Regions from separate parts of the Mus musculus genome. Here region 2 is linked to region 1. A link is a contact called in ENCODE Hi-C or POLR2A ChIA-PET data. All regions are on one chromosome and are shown on one strand. The core of a region is the stretch at or near the end of the contact, and the rest is flanking DNA. Distances in the headings are between cores, read along the strand shown. Region 1 holds the start of Gopc (golgi associated PDZ and coiled-coil motif containing). Region 2 holds the start of Nus1 (NUS1 dehydrodolichyl diphosphate synthase subunit).

Region 1 (6,828 bases), core at 1,983-4,482:
AAAAGTTTGAGAAATTTAAGTTGAAATAGTGCCAACTCAAAATATTCTGATTTTTTTTTTCTTCAAACGTAGTCCTTTATATACATCTCTTGCCAAATATAACTTACTGCAAAAAGCTGCTACATGGATGGCATTTATATTTAATTTAAAAGGGAACTAATAATTTTTTTCAGTGTTTTCCAGCTCCTATTCTCTCTCTCTTCCCTCTCTGACCCCTTTCTCCTCCCCCCACGTGTTCCTGTCCAGTCTATTCTCCCCCCTCCAACCCCACTCCCCCATCTCTACTTCCTTCTCAACTCCCCTTCCCATGTCCTAAATAAACTCTACTCTATACTAAAAAAAAAAAGTGTTTTCCCAACCACTAGATTAATTTGATGTAGTATTACCTAAAAACAGAAGGACAGAGTAAAAGTTGCATTTTGGAAGGATATGAACGTTCCTTTTGTGTAAGTATTGTTTGTTTTATTCATTTATCTATATCTGTTTTCTTAAGACAGGGTTTCATGTGGCCCAGACTGGCCTGAAACTTCTGATCCTCCTGTCTCCACCATCTAAAGACTGAGATTACGGATACAAATTACCCACCCTGGAGTTATCCATGTCTTGAGACTATAAAAACATTCTATTATAAGTACTAATCTCTGAAACAACTAAACTTGGTATACGTTTATTACACGGATAGCAAGCAGCGTCACCTATGACTTCAGCATCCTTAAAGACTAGTCAGAAGGCCTAGTTTACTTATTGAGACAAAATTAAGACTGAGTAAGAAAGCACCAAAATCTCTTATAAGATTAACACTGAGGATCTCAGTAGATTGTCAACAGTTCACAGAACATCCCAAGAGTCTGAATATGGCACACTAGGTGTACTTGGAAAGTTGTGACTGGCCATAAGTCTTTTCACAGCAGTACACAGTTATAATACGAAAACTATGTAAGATGTCTTATGTATAAAAATTGTCACAGGTGAATCATGTATAGTTGAATATACTAAGCAGAAAAACCAAATTATCCTCCTCATCATTTCTAAGGTCTCTGAATCAAGAGTTGCAATTATACTGAAAACCACACACTGTGATATGCTAGCATTCTTTACTTTAAGAAGTAATGCTACTTCCTAAGATGGGACATGGACTTAGAATATGTAAGTATAATTTCCTGGAAAAAAAAACACGCAAGTTATTACATGCACAGTCTAGTAGAGAAATATTCTTTCAAATTATTTAAAAATTTAAAAAACTTGAATACCTTCTAGTCATAGGGAAAAAAATATTTTTCTCAAAATCAGACCTTATTGCTAACATCAGAAAGTACTATTGTTTAGCTTCCTTAGGTCATTTAAAAAACAAGTTAAAATTGTTTTATGTTTTAAAAGCCACTTATCTCCAGTATATGGTTAAATATGGAGATGGTATGTAAGTTATTTGGCAAAAGCTACTCTTAATCTTTGATCTTTAAAGCTAAAATACCATTTTAAAAGCCACTAAATACTACCTGAAAACTCAGCTTTAGGAATTACCATTCATTGGAGAAAAAAAAAAAAAATCAAGAGACAGCCTTATCTACACTTAATGCTTTTACATAAGTACTTTCATCCCACTCTTTCCAAAAAGAAACCATAGCATCCTGAATATGTAAGATGCTAATCAAATATTAGTGGCAAATGTTTTTCATGGCTAACTAATATGAAAGACTGTTGAGCACTAAGCAAGGACAGGAAACCAATCTAGCATACACATGAATCTGTACACAACAGGCCCTATCATTATTACAGTTAACAGTAAAGAGGAGCTCTTAAGAAAGCTAAGGCACAAAGAACTTCACACATAACAAAGTATCTCTCTTTTTTTTTAATCCTTTTTAAAATCAAAGAGCTACTCTCTACTGAAATTGTCTATTTTTAAAAGGTTTCCCATATAATGTTAGTACACCATAATTTCTAAATCTTGTAATACTGGCCTAGTTGAATTTTCCACACAAAATGGGAGGTTTGGAATTCCTGTTTGCAATCACACTCCCCTTGCTCTGATTAGAGACCTAAGCAAAGGATTGTCTTTACATAGTCTCAAAGGTCTGAAATTAGGGAAAATACTGTAAAATACAAAGACATACCATCTCACTCAATACTAGAAGTTATTTGAATATTGACAGCTCTAAAGACATAGCTGCCCGTAATATCTGCCAAGTGTGAATGTAAACTGAGAAGGTAGATAGGAACATATATATTCCATTACATTTCCCCAAGAGCTTTGATCGGATTCCCCTAAGTTCATGCATGTCTCTGTGTACAGACACGGACGTTGATCTGGGCTATTGGATGAAAATAATCAGAGCTGCATCTGTCTGAAAATACATCATCTAGCTTGTCATTATCAAAGCAGAAGAGGAGAGTTGAGGTATTCCCCGACAGAAGATCTTGGTAATAACACCTACAAGGCAGGTAGTGTGATTAGCTCCTGTCCCCACCGCATGAGATGCTGGGAGGTGGATGACAGGACGTCTGGAGACCCACACATCAGTCTGCATCCTTTTCCTCCCCCACCCGCTCCGCACTCCTTTGCTTCACTCACGTATAAAACGCACTCTCCATCGCATTCGAAGCTGAGGTGTCCAGTGGGTAGGTTTTTAAGGATCATTTTCCTAGTGCTTTAAATGGGATCTAACGACCTCGGACAGCCTGGGGTTGAATGCTATTGCTGCCAGCCCCCGAGGCTCACCTCAAGCTTGTGGTTGATCTGGGACACAGTCTGGGCTTTGTGGCATAGCTGCGCAAAGCAGGAGCTAAGGCTGGTCATCTTCTGACGCCCCTCATAAGTGATGTCCGCCTGGTCCGGATCGATCTCGCCCAAAAGCAGATCCACATCCACGAAGGCCTTGTCGAACTCCTTCTCCAGCACCTCAAGCCATCGGAACATGGACACCCCGCCAGGGGAGACCCCCACAGGGCAGGAGGAGCCCCCTGGGCCGCCGCCGGCTCCCGCCGGGCATGGGCCACCCGCCGACATGGCGCCGTCCAGGGCCTCGCCGACTGCTGCTCACTCTGGCCGCCCGCCCCGCGCGAGGGGAACTGCTAGCACCGCGGCGCCCCCCGCGCGCGCGCACACACAGACACACACGCACACACACACAGACACACACCCGCCGGTCCCCTCCCTTCCCTCGCGCCGCCAACGCCGGCAGCGCAGCTCCAGAGCAGCAAAGGAAGCGGGGCTGAAGCAGCGACAGCGACACGGAAGACCCGCCCCGCCCGCAAGCCGGCCCGCCCCCGCCGCGCGTGCGTAGCGGAGCCCAGAGCAGGCGCAGCCCAGAGGGAGAAAGTGGGCGGGGCCGTACGAGAGCTTAGCCAATGAAAAGCCTTCGCCTCCACAAGCCTGTCTGCGACCATTTTGACGACCGGCAAAACCCTGAGAAGCAAAGGGTTGAGGTGGCCCCTTGCAAGTGGGGAAGACCGGAGGAAGGGAAGGGAAAGATTCCACGTCGCAGAGGGGACCGGCTTCCGCCAGTTTGGCTTCACAGTGGGCCTGGAACCGGTCCACAGACGTCTAGCAAAGTTGCTACTGGGGTGTCAAGGGGCTCGGGTGGGAGCGGGGAGGGCCGTGTGTGCATGCGCAATAGCCACGTTTTCTCTTCCGATTTCCAGCTCTTAGGGCGGGAGGGTGGGGACACTGGCTAATGTTGCTAAACCTGACGGTGCATTCCAGCCAGAAGCTGCCTATGGAAGCTACTGAGCAAGTTTTGTTGAATCAATGGTTCCTCCTTCTATGATTGACAAGCTGGGGTTCTAGGCCAATGTATTATTACATACTAGCTGCCCCACCTCAGTGGTGTTACCTTGCTTGGGTAACAAGGTTTCCAAAGTTTACTTCACTTGGCAATTAAGGTAAAGTGAAAGTGTTATCACTTGGTACATAGCACTCATCTTACTGCATCACAGATCGTATATTTCTAAAGCAACCACTTGGGATGCTGTAATCATCTTATAAACTAGTATTGTGCTCGTTCCCATGTTATTTTCATATGTTCATAAACATTGAATACATATCCCGATTGAGGCACTGAGGACATAAAATCTAATGAAACGACCTCATCCAAGCCGAACTAGTAAGACAGTGAGGCTCTCACGACTTTTAATTCCAGTGTTGCGTGCATTTGAGAGCATTTATCAAGAGCTTTCTTTGTGTCCTGCCTCTCATCTCTTCCACTTCTCCAACTCCACCCCTGTCTAAACCAACAGTAGACTGTCCGGAAGGGAAAGGAGAAGCCAGACTAATTAGAGTAGGCAGGTAGGAATTGTGCTTCCTGACTCGCCTACGGGAGTATGTGGAAAATTAGTCCATAATCTTTCGGAAGTTGTTCTTGGGACGGACCTTTCTAATAAATCATCAACCAAAGTCTGCATGGCATTGTGTGCCTCTCATCAAAGCAGTACCAATAAGAATTAAGAAATAACAGATTTAGTTTGCACTCTGGTTACTCCAATGCATGACTGCTTACCATCAAGCAAAAGCTATTATGACTTCAGCAAACTTAGACAAGTAAAACTAACCATGCAACTCTTCCCTTGAGTTTAGTCAGAGACTGTCTCATAGGCTTAGTACACAATAGTATAAAACATCCTCTTCGAATGGTTGGTTGTATTTTATATATAAATATATAATAAAATAATTTATCTATATCTACCTACCTATACACACACACACACACACACATCCCACTATCTGCTACTTAGCAGTAGATGTGACTATGTAGCAGTTGCCACATCCTGTGTGCTCATTTTCTTGGTATTCAGTGGTGACTTTAAATGTTTATGAGGTTTCCTAATAGAACATTTTGCCCGCTTTGATTTGGGATTTTGCAATTCTGGAAGTCACAACAGAACATGAATGTGGAAAAAGAGGCTTGATGGGTGTTTGGCCTAAATGTGTGTGTGTGTGTGTGTGTTTGCCCTAAATGTATGTGTATGTCTGTGTATCATAAGCATGCATGGCTCTCACAAAGGCCAGAATAGAGTACCAGACCCTCTGGAACTGGAATTACAGATTCTGTTAGCCACTATGTGAGTTCTAGGAACTAAATTCCTCTTCAGCAAATACTCTTATCTACTAAGCCATCTCTCCAGTCTCCTTGCCTACCACCCCTCATGCCAGTCTGTTATATTTTTGTATACAATATTTGCAAGAACACTGAGAAAACTCCAGGCTATTTTCTCTAATGATACTTCTCCCTGCCTGCTGAGGAACATGAAATAAATAAATAAAACTTACTGTGTGAGAATGGGGAAATACTTGGAACAATAACGATACCTTTTAATTAAGAATGCTCTATGTATAGAGTTATTTCTTTGATTCTCAAAGCATCCTACAGTAAGTATAATTACTCTTTTATAAGTACATTGTAGACAGATTAAATGTTTTAGTAATGGCACACAGCAGACATTTTAATGTAGGTCTCTTTGGCATTAGCTACAGGATACAGAAGAATAAGGAATCTATTTCATATTGCTAGTATGAAAAATTGGCAGACCTTTTGTGAAAGCCTTTTGAGACAGTATTTCTCAGGTGTATACATATAAAACTATAAACAACGTGTAAAAATGCATTTCCCATTGTAACGCCTTTTAGATAAATCACACAAGTGCAAATTATATTTCTTTTAAAATACCAAATTTACTAATTACGTGAGAGACTCTGAAGTATATTTTGTGCTTATGTGACCATTCTTTTATTTTTTTAATGAATGAGACAATTTATTAACCCAGCATCCATCTAATGCTTCTTGTTGGCAGTTGCCACCTGTCCTGAGATCCTGTCCAGATCTCTCTGTCCCTGAGGTGTTAGCTTTCCGCCCCCATCTTGGTCCTTTTCCACCATTTTCAGCCCCTCCAGGGCTTGGAGGTCCCGGTGGGCCACACTCTTAGAGCCGCTGCTGAAGTGGCTGGGCCTGACACCATTTCTCTGCCTTCCTCTGTAGATCTTGGTCATAGAACCAACCCCTGCACCCCCGTGGAGGTACAGGTGCCGTGCTGTGGAAGCAGCTCATGTGTAGAACCAGTTCTCATATGGGGCAAGCTCTTTATGTTTGGCCAGCTTGACTGTTTCCACCCATTCGGGGACTTTCAGCTTCCCGGACTTTTTGAGGAAGGCTGCCAGAGCTCTGACGAACTCCTGCTGGTTAATGTCTTTTACAGTAGCTCCAGGCATCCTGCGGCGCTGCCAGCCAGGGGAAAGGAGTGACCATTGTTCTTATGGCTGATAATGATCCTAATTTTCAGCATGAAAGAACCCAACTTCATTTCTATCACAGCCTTTACAACTTCAAGTAATGCCATGTCATACCTTGGATGTCTCAGGTTAGTTTCATGTCACATGGTCACATGTCACATTATTATACTACATCTTATGGACTGCCACATTCTATGGACTCATTATCGTAGTATTCATTGATGACTTTAAATGCACATGAGGTGTCCTAATAGAACATTTTGCCTACTCTAATTTGGGATTTTGCAGTTGTGGAAGTCTCAATAGAACAGGCAAGTGGAAAAAGAGGCTCAGTGGTCAGGTGCTGCCATCTGTTGTCAGTGTGCTCTATCTGCATTTGTTGCTTTGTCTTTGCTGGCATTTGGACTTGGATGTTTTGTATTGTGACACTTTCACATGGCTTTAAAAAGACTGTTGGGTTGGGAGATATTTCCAACTCATAAATCATGCTTGTGTGATTTAAAATAAAATAATATAACTAAAACTAGTCTGTCTTTAATTTGTCATTGTTGCTTTGAGACAGGGTCTTGCTATGTATCTCTCTGGCTGGCCGGGATCTTGTTTAT
Region 2 (6,828 bases), core at 2,404-4,903, 35 kb after region 1:
ATAACAAAATAAGAGGATGCAGCATGAGGCATCACTGTGACTTTTCTTTTTCTTTTTTTCTTTTCTTTCTCTTTTTCTTTTCTTTTTCTTTCTTTTTTTCTTTTTTAGGCCCAGGGACAATGACATTTTACATATTCCACAATTGTTTCTTGCAAATATGAGTTGTTTTTATTTTATTTTATTTTATTAGATATTTTCCTTATTTACATTTCAAATGCTATCCTGAAAGTTCCCTATACCTTCCCCCTGCCCTGCTCCTCTACTCACCCACTCCCACTTCTTGGCCCTGGAGTTCCCCTGTACTGGAGCATATAAAGTTTGCAAGACCAAGGAGCCTCTCTTCCCAATGATGGCCGACTAGGCTATCTTCTGCTACATATGCAGCTAGAGACACAAGCTCTGGGGGTACTGGTTAGTTCATATTGTTGTTCCACCTATGGGGTTGCAGACCCCTTTAGCTCCTTGGGAACTTTCTCTAGCTCCTCCATTGGGGGCCCTGTGTTCCGTTCTATATATGACTGTGAGCATCCACTTCTGCACTGGCATAGCCTCACAAGAGACAGCTATATCAGGGTCTCTTCAGCAAAATCTTGCTAACATATGCAATAGTGTCTGGGTTTGGTGGCTGATTATGGGATGGATCCATGGGTGGGGTAGTCTCTGGATAGTCCATCCTTTTGTCTTAGCTCCAAACTTTGTGTCTGTAACTCCTTTCATGGGTAATTTGTTCCCTATTCTTCGGAGGAATGGTAGTTCAGAATAGCAGCTGAGCGTGAGAGACATTCTCCGAGGGCAGAGACGGGCCAGAGTTTGGGAAACACTGCCAGATGAAGATTCACAGTGTTTTGCCGTGCTGTGCCACTGTATCTTGGATGCGCTTTTACTATTGCCCCAATCTAATGAGGCAAAACTGTACCCACACATCTAATTAGACAAGGTGCACTTATTATAGGTAGGCAGAAGGAGACAACAGAAGTCTAGGACTCCAAAAAATCTGTCCAGAGAGAATGGAATTTTCTCTTTTCTTTTCTTTTCTTTTCTTTTCTTTTCTTTTCTTTTCTTTTCTTTTCCTTTCTTTTCTTTTCTTTTCTTTCTTTTTAAAAAATATCTTATTTTAATTAATTTTTTCTTTTCTTTTTAAAAAAAACATGTATTTATTTATTATATATAAGCATACTGTAGCTGTTTTCAGACACACCAGAAGAGGACATCTGATCTCATTATAGATGGTTGTGAGCTACCATGTGATTGTGGGGTTTGAACTCAGGACCTTTAGAAGAACAGTCAGTGCTCTTAACCACTGAGCCATCTCTCCAGCTCTCGAATCTCTTTTTCAAATATCTCATTTCCACTGTAGATGAGGCACCACAGAAAGTGGCCTGTGCAGAACTTTATAATCTGGACTGCTTGCTAGGTGCTGAAGAACATCATTTCTACCGGAGTATTAGAATAAAGACCCAGTTGTTGAGGCTAGTACTTCAGTGTCCTAAGATGTTACATTCTAAACACATTTACAGTTATTTCTGAGAACTCTAGGGAAGCAGGAGAACTATGTCAGTCCAAAGTGACACAGAGAACTGTCCTGCATAAGACAATTCTGTCCCTAGTCTACTGAGAGCCACAAAAGCAGCATAGTGGTCCTCCACTGCTCTATCCCATTAGGAAGCTGAACATCCTTAGTATAAGAGAATCGCCTACCTGCTTCAGCTATTTTAGAAGGAAATCGGCTGCCTAGAGGTAAAGGATCCATGAGACTAATGGCTTTAATCTTGCCAGAGTAGGGAGCATGAGAGCAAAGAGCTAAGCACATCAAAGAAACATGATAGGGTGGCAGCTGGGATGGTCAGGTTTGGTGCCTCTGGGACAGTCAGCTAGGTCTCAGTGAGTGTCTAGCAGCTTCCCTAGGACATCATCTGGGCTGTAGAACATTAAGCTGCAGCCAGTGCAGAAGACTGCATTTTGCTGTTGTTCATGGTCTTCCCCCTCTTCCACTACTTTATCTACTCTCAGAAGAGCTATGGCTATCAGACCAAGAGGGAGAGAAGTGTGTAGGGCGTGCCTCAGCCTTAGCTGACACTTGTAAATGTCTCTTTTATTTCCTCAGAGGAAGGGATGAGATGAGAGCTGTACCCAGGTTATATGGATACATGGCTTGGAATGAACCCAGAGTGTTTCCTTCTCTGTTCTAAATATCCCTAGATCTATGCCTGGAACCTTCTAGCCTCCATACAATCTAATCTTCTGAGCTGACTGATTCAATCTGGCTTCTTACTGAATTGCTCTGACTGGCTTCATACTAACTTTGGCAATATGTTCTAATATGTTCTGACTCTCATTCTCTGACTCATTCTGTCTTCACTTGTATCTAGTTTGTTCCCTCTGTAACCTATCTCAGTAAAACTGTTTTTGTAAAACTGCCATACACATATACTACCCACCTCCCCACTCCACCTCTCTCTCTCTCTCTCTCTCTCTCTCTCTCTCTCTCTCTCTCCTCCCTCCCATAACTAGCATCTGTTTCCTGTCTGTTTTTCTGTGAGTTGGACGTATCCTATCTCTCACTCAATTTTTTTCCTGATTCATAACTTTGCCCTTCAATTAAACATCAATTTCAAACATGGATGCTTCCTTCAACAAACTAGCCTTATCTTCATTGTCAGGGATTACAGGTATGTGCTAAGGGAGTGTGTGTATTCCAGCCAGATCATACTGTAATCCAGTGTGGATCATGGCCAGATCATATCTTTGGCTACGGTTATTGAGAGGAGCCATGTTGCCCAATTAAAATTCCTCCACAGGCATTTCCTGCCAAAGGCAACAAAACTTGCAGATGGACATGAGACTCACGTTTTAAACTAAAGCAAAGCAATTCTTACAGAAATGAGACCAATTAAAACAGGTGACAATGGCCAAAACATTAAGGCCTGTAGACATTTCCTAATGGGAAAAGGGGCTATACAGTAAAAAATATGTCTGTATTACACAGATCCAACTGTATCTGGGCACTGATTCTCTTCTCAGAGTGGCCACATTGAATCAGTTTCGCTTTTCTGTATTTACCTTCTATTGTGTCATTGGTCTATGAAGGACAGGTGGCAGAGCTTGATTTGTTAGGGACCCTAACAGTGTCAGACCCTAACAGTCTGTTTCCAGGTCCTATGCTGTAGGACTTCATTCCCATTCTGGGACGTTCTATTCTCGTCGGAAGATTGGACAAAGAACTGTGATGAGACCTCTCCAAGAACACTTGAGCCTTTGGGGACAAGAACACTTCTGTTTGGGGACCGTGGTCGATTTCCAGCATCTACACTTGCTGATGCGGTGGTGGATTCTCTCTGTGTAACTTCCAGTTCATTTAGATTGCTTTTAACTCCTTGGGAATCGTTTCTGTCATGGCCGTGAGGGGGAGATAGGCAACAAATCTCAAGCTGCAGATCCTCCCCTCAGTCTGAGGAACAGCCCAATCATTCCATAGGAGAAAGGCTAGAGGCGTTGGCGCGTCGCCCTCCTCATCCCCAGGGGGCGCCAGCGGCCCGGAGCCAGCCTCATTCTCAAGCGCACGCTCTCTTTAGCAGTGCGGTGGCGGCTCCAGCCACGACTCCCGGTCGCGTCGGAGTTCCCCGGCAGCCAATCAGAACTCTCCATGTACTAACGGGGGCGGGGCTGCGGAGGGCGGAGGAAGATGGCGGCGGGGGCTAGGTGAGGTGTTGGCAGTGGCGAGGGGCTCGGGCGCGGGGGGTGGGGGGACGCGGAGCGATGGCCCGCGCCGGCCGCTGGGGCGGATAAGACCCTGTCGCGCCGCGGGTGTGGGCCGGAGGGAGGTGACGGTGCCCGAGCGCCACAGGAGTATGACGGGGCTGTACGAGCTGGTGTGGCGGGTGCTGCACGCGCTGCTCTGCCTGCACCTCACGCTCACCTCCTGGCTCCGCGTTCGCTTCGGCACCTGGAACTGGATCTGGCGGCGCTGCTGTCGCGCCGCCTCCGCCGCGGTCCTAGCGCCGCTCGGCTTCACGCTCCGCAAGCCCCGGGCCGTCGGCAGGAACCGGCGTCATCACCGGCACCCGCACGGGGGACCGGGACCGGGACCGGGACCGGCCGCCACCCATCCTCGGCTGCGCTGGCGCGCGGACGTCCGGTCCCTGCAGAAGCTGCCGGTGCACATGGGCCTGTTGGTCACGGAGGAAGTGCAGGAGCCCAGCTTCTCAGACATCGCCAGCCTCGTGGTGTGGTGTATGGCCGTGGGGATCTCCTACATTAGCGTCTACGACCACCAAGGTGAGGCCGGGTGGGAGGTGGGGTGACCGAGGCACTTCCGAGTCTGAGGACTACGTTTCTAGCTAGTTTGTTCCCGGTCGTCCTGCGAGGCCGCCGCCCTCTCCAGGCCCTGCGAGTTTCGGTAGCCCTTGGCCCTTACACTGTGCTGGTGCTTTCGAGGAAGGGAGATCAGTCTTATTGAACGTTGACGTTGACAAAGTCTTTAGATTTGGTTAGTGTTTGTAACATGTAAAAGATATTTAATGTAGTCCGTTAAGGGAGGTGGTTTTCTCTGGCTTTGTTTCACGAAAGAGGGAGCTGACGTTCAGAACATTAACTGATTTGCCCAAGGTCATAAAAGTAACGGGGAGTTAACCAGTCTGTGCGCTCTTCAAAGTGTCTCTTCAAGGGGGTTCAATGAACTCATCTTAAGGGCGACCAAGCAGTGGCGGCTTTATACGTGAGCTGCATTGTAGGATTTCCAAATGAGCTCTCTTGGAGTTAGGTGGCATTTGAATGGGGTTTCTGAAAAGTGTGTGAGAGTTTTGATAGGCCTGGAAAAAGGCCTGAAATCACGTGTTGCCATTTCACCTTAGAGGCCAGTACAGTACTAGATACACTTGTGTTCCTTCAAGTAATCAAGGCAGTGGATTTCACCACGGGTTTGTTAAGGACAGAACTCAACACTTACTGCATGACAAGCCTAAAGCGTTAGTTATAATGGCAAATATATTTCTTGGAATTTTGCCTTCGTCTCAGGCTGGAGGGGAGAAAGGGACACACTCACAGAGGTGATGGATGACATTTGGGGAGTGTTTCTACTAGAAAGGAGATTCTGAAAGGAGGAACTTGAGAGTTGGGGTAGAGGAGATGAAATGTTAGTAGGGGATTGAAGACCAGGAGCGAGATAAAGAGGAGGCTCTAAATGTCAGCCTTGCATTTCCGTCAAGTCTAAGTGCCTTGGTGTTTCCTTAAAGCTAGAGATGGGCTGAGTAGGGTGAGTCAGGAGGATTGGTATGCAGGAAAGAAAAATGACGGCTTTCTTCTCCGGTAAACTGCCTGCATGCTCCGGAGAAGCAATTTTGAGTTTTGCCTTTAAATCTTTGTCAGCTATGTATTTGAGTTTGGGGTTTGGTTGGGGTAATAGTAACCTCTGACTACTTTATTCTCTTTTACAGCTAGCAAGGAGGATGACTCCCCAGGAGTCTGTCATCTGAAGTGATAATTTGCCCTATAGGGTAAAGTGCAATATATTCAGAGACTGACAATACAGAGTTTCCCGAAGGACTCATGAAACCAGTAGAAGTCTAGGAGGCGACATGGCCCTTGCCTGACCCAGTGCAGTCAGTAGTGTGGGATATAATAAGACAATAAAAAAGGAAATCAAAGGCATTAAGTAACGTGGATTGACGTACATCCAGTAGGAAGGAAAGCTAGAGCTGAGTTGTTTGACAAGACTGCTTCCAAGCAGGAGTTCACAATACATCCACACTTCCTTGTTCCTGCAGTTCCTGTTACTCAATTTCTGGTGTGATTCAAGTCCTGTGTCATATGCTCTTTGAGGGAAAATTATTAGCAAGGAAAAGAAGCCAACTTAAGCCAAGTTTTGACCTAGAACTAAATGGGGATTTAAGGGGCATTTTTTTTTTTTAACTGAATAGACTTCAAGGATTCTGTGTGCTTCTGTAGAAGCACTTTGTTTTAAAGGCCATAATTTCATAGTTTGAATAAGAGATCTTTACATATCCTGGCTTTTGACTGGTTCTTTCTTTCAGCAAGCCCAAGTTGGGTGTATATGAAATAGCATAGCTTTCTAAGCATGAGAAAGCATGCAGGAGTCAATGAGAACAGAACATAACGAATACATCTAATATAAGTGTGCTGGACAATTTATAGTTTTAGACACACAATGGGGAAAAGATAGGGGAGGGGAGAGGAGGTGATAGCCGGAAGGGAAAGCTCAGGTTTGAAAGTACAGAGAGACCTTGGAATAGGTAAAGGTGTTTAAACGTTCTTCTGTTTCCTCTAGTATGCCTCTATTTAAGATTGTTTTGCTATAGATATTTAGAAAAGTTTTTGTGTATTGACATGTACATAAACGAGAAAACTTTCAAGGAGGGATAGCTACTATATATCAATGCAGACCCATATGTAAGTCGTGACAAATGAGTACGAAAGACCAGGGAGAGAAACGGGGAAATCCCCTTGAAGTGCTGTTGTCCCCCGGTGGCTCTAGGAAGAAGGGAAAGTGACCTTTGCATTGGAACTCCCAAAGGTACATAGGATTAGGAGCTCAAACACTCCCTTGTCCCTCCCTATATGTGAATTGGAAATGCCACCTCTTTGGTGGCTTTCCCATTAGATTTTCCTTAACGTGTTGAATTGGTCATTGGGAACAGTGAGTATAACAGGTAGGCTTCTGTAGCAGAATGTTGGAAAACAATGTAAGATGAATGCCCAGGCAGCTGTTTTGCTCATATGTTGTAGAAATCTATCCCAAAGTTCAGTGTTTTAAAATAATTACGTGTTGACTCAGTACAATTGGGCAATTTTCCTTGCAGTCACTTACATACA

Evidence for each region. Hi-C counts contacts between places; a loop is a spot of excess contacts on that map. ChIA-PET counts read pairs that join two places held with the same protein, here RNA polymerase II (POLR2A).
Region 2: a loop to region 1 is called in a map of left cerebral cortex, with 5 times the contacts of the local background. The contact joins the promoter of Nus1 here to the promoter of Gopc in region 1. A Hi-C loop is called at or near these places in 14 of 37 maps with a recorded cell type or tissue (T-helper 17 cell, T-helper 2 cell, adrenal gland and 4 more). POLR2A ChIA-PET finds 5 or more read pairs at or near these places in 4 of 5 experiments (Patski and embryonic stem cell).

What each region holds. Positions count from the first base shown.
Region 1 is chr10:52,378,892-52,385,719 of GRCm38, forward strand. Gopc (golgi associated PDZ and coiled-coil motif containing) reads right to left here and starts at 3,233. Exons shown (of 9, transcript NM_001199272.1): 1 at 2,720-3,233. The coding sequence starts at 3,007. It also overlaps the pseudogene Rps19-ps10.
Region 2 is chr10:52,413,894-52,420,721 of GRCm38, forward strand. Nus1 (NUS1 dehydrodolichyl diphosphate synthase subunit) reads left to right here and starts at 3,654. Exons shown (of 5, transcript NM_030250.2): 1 at 3,654-4,275. The coding sequence starts at 3,849.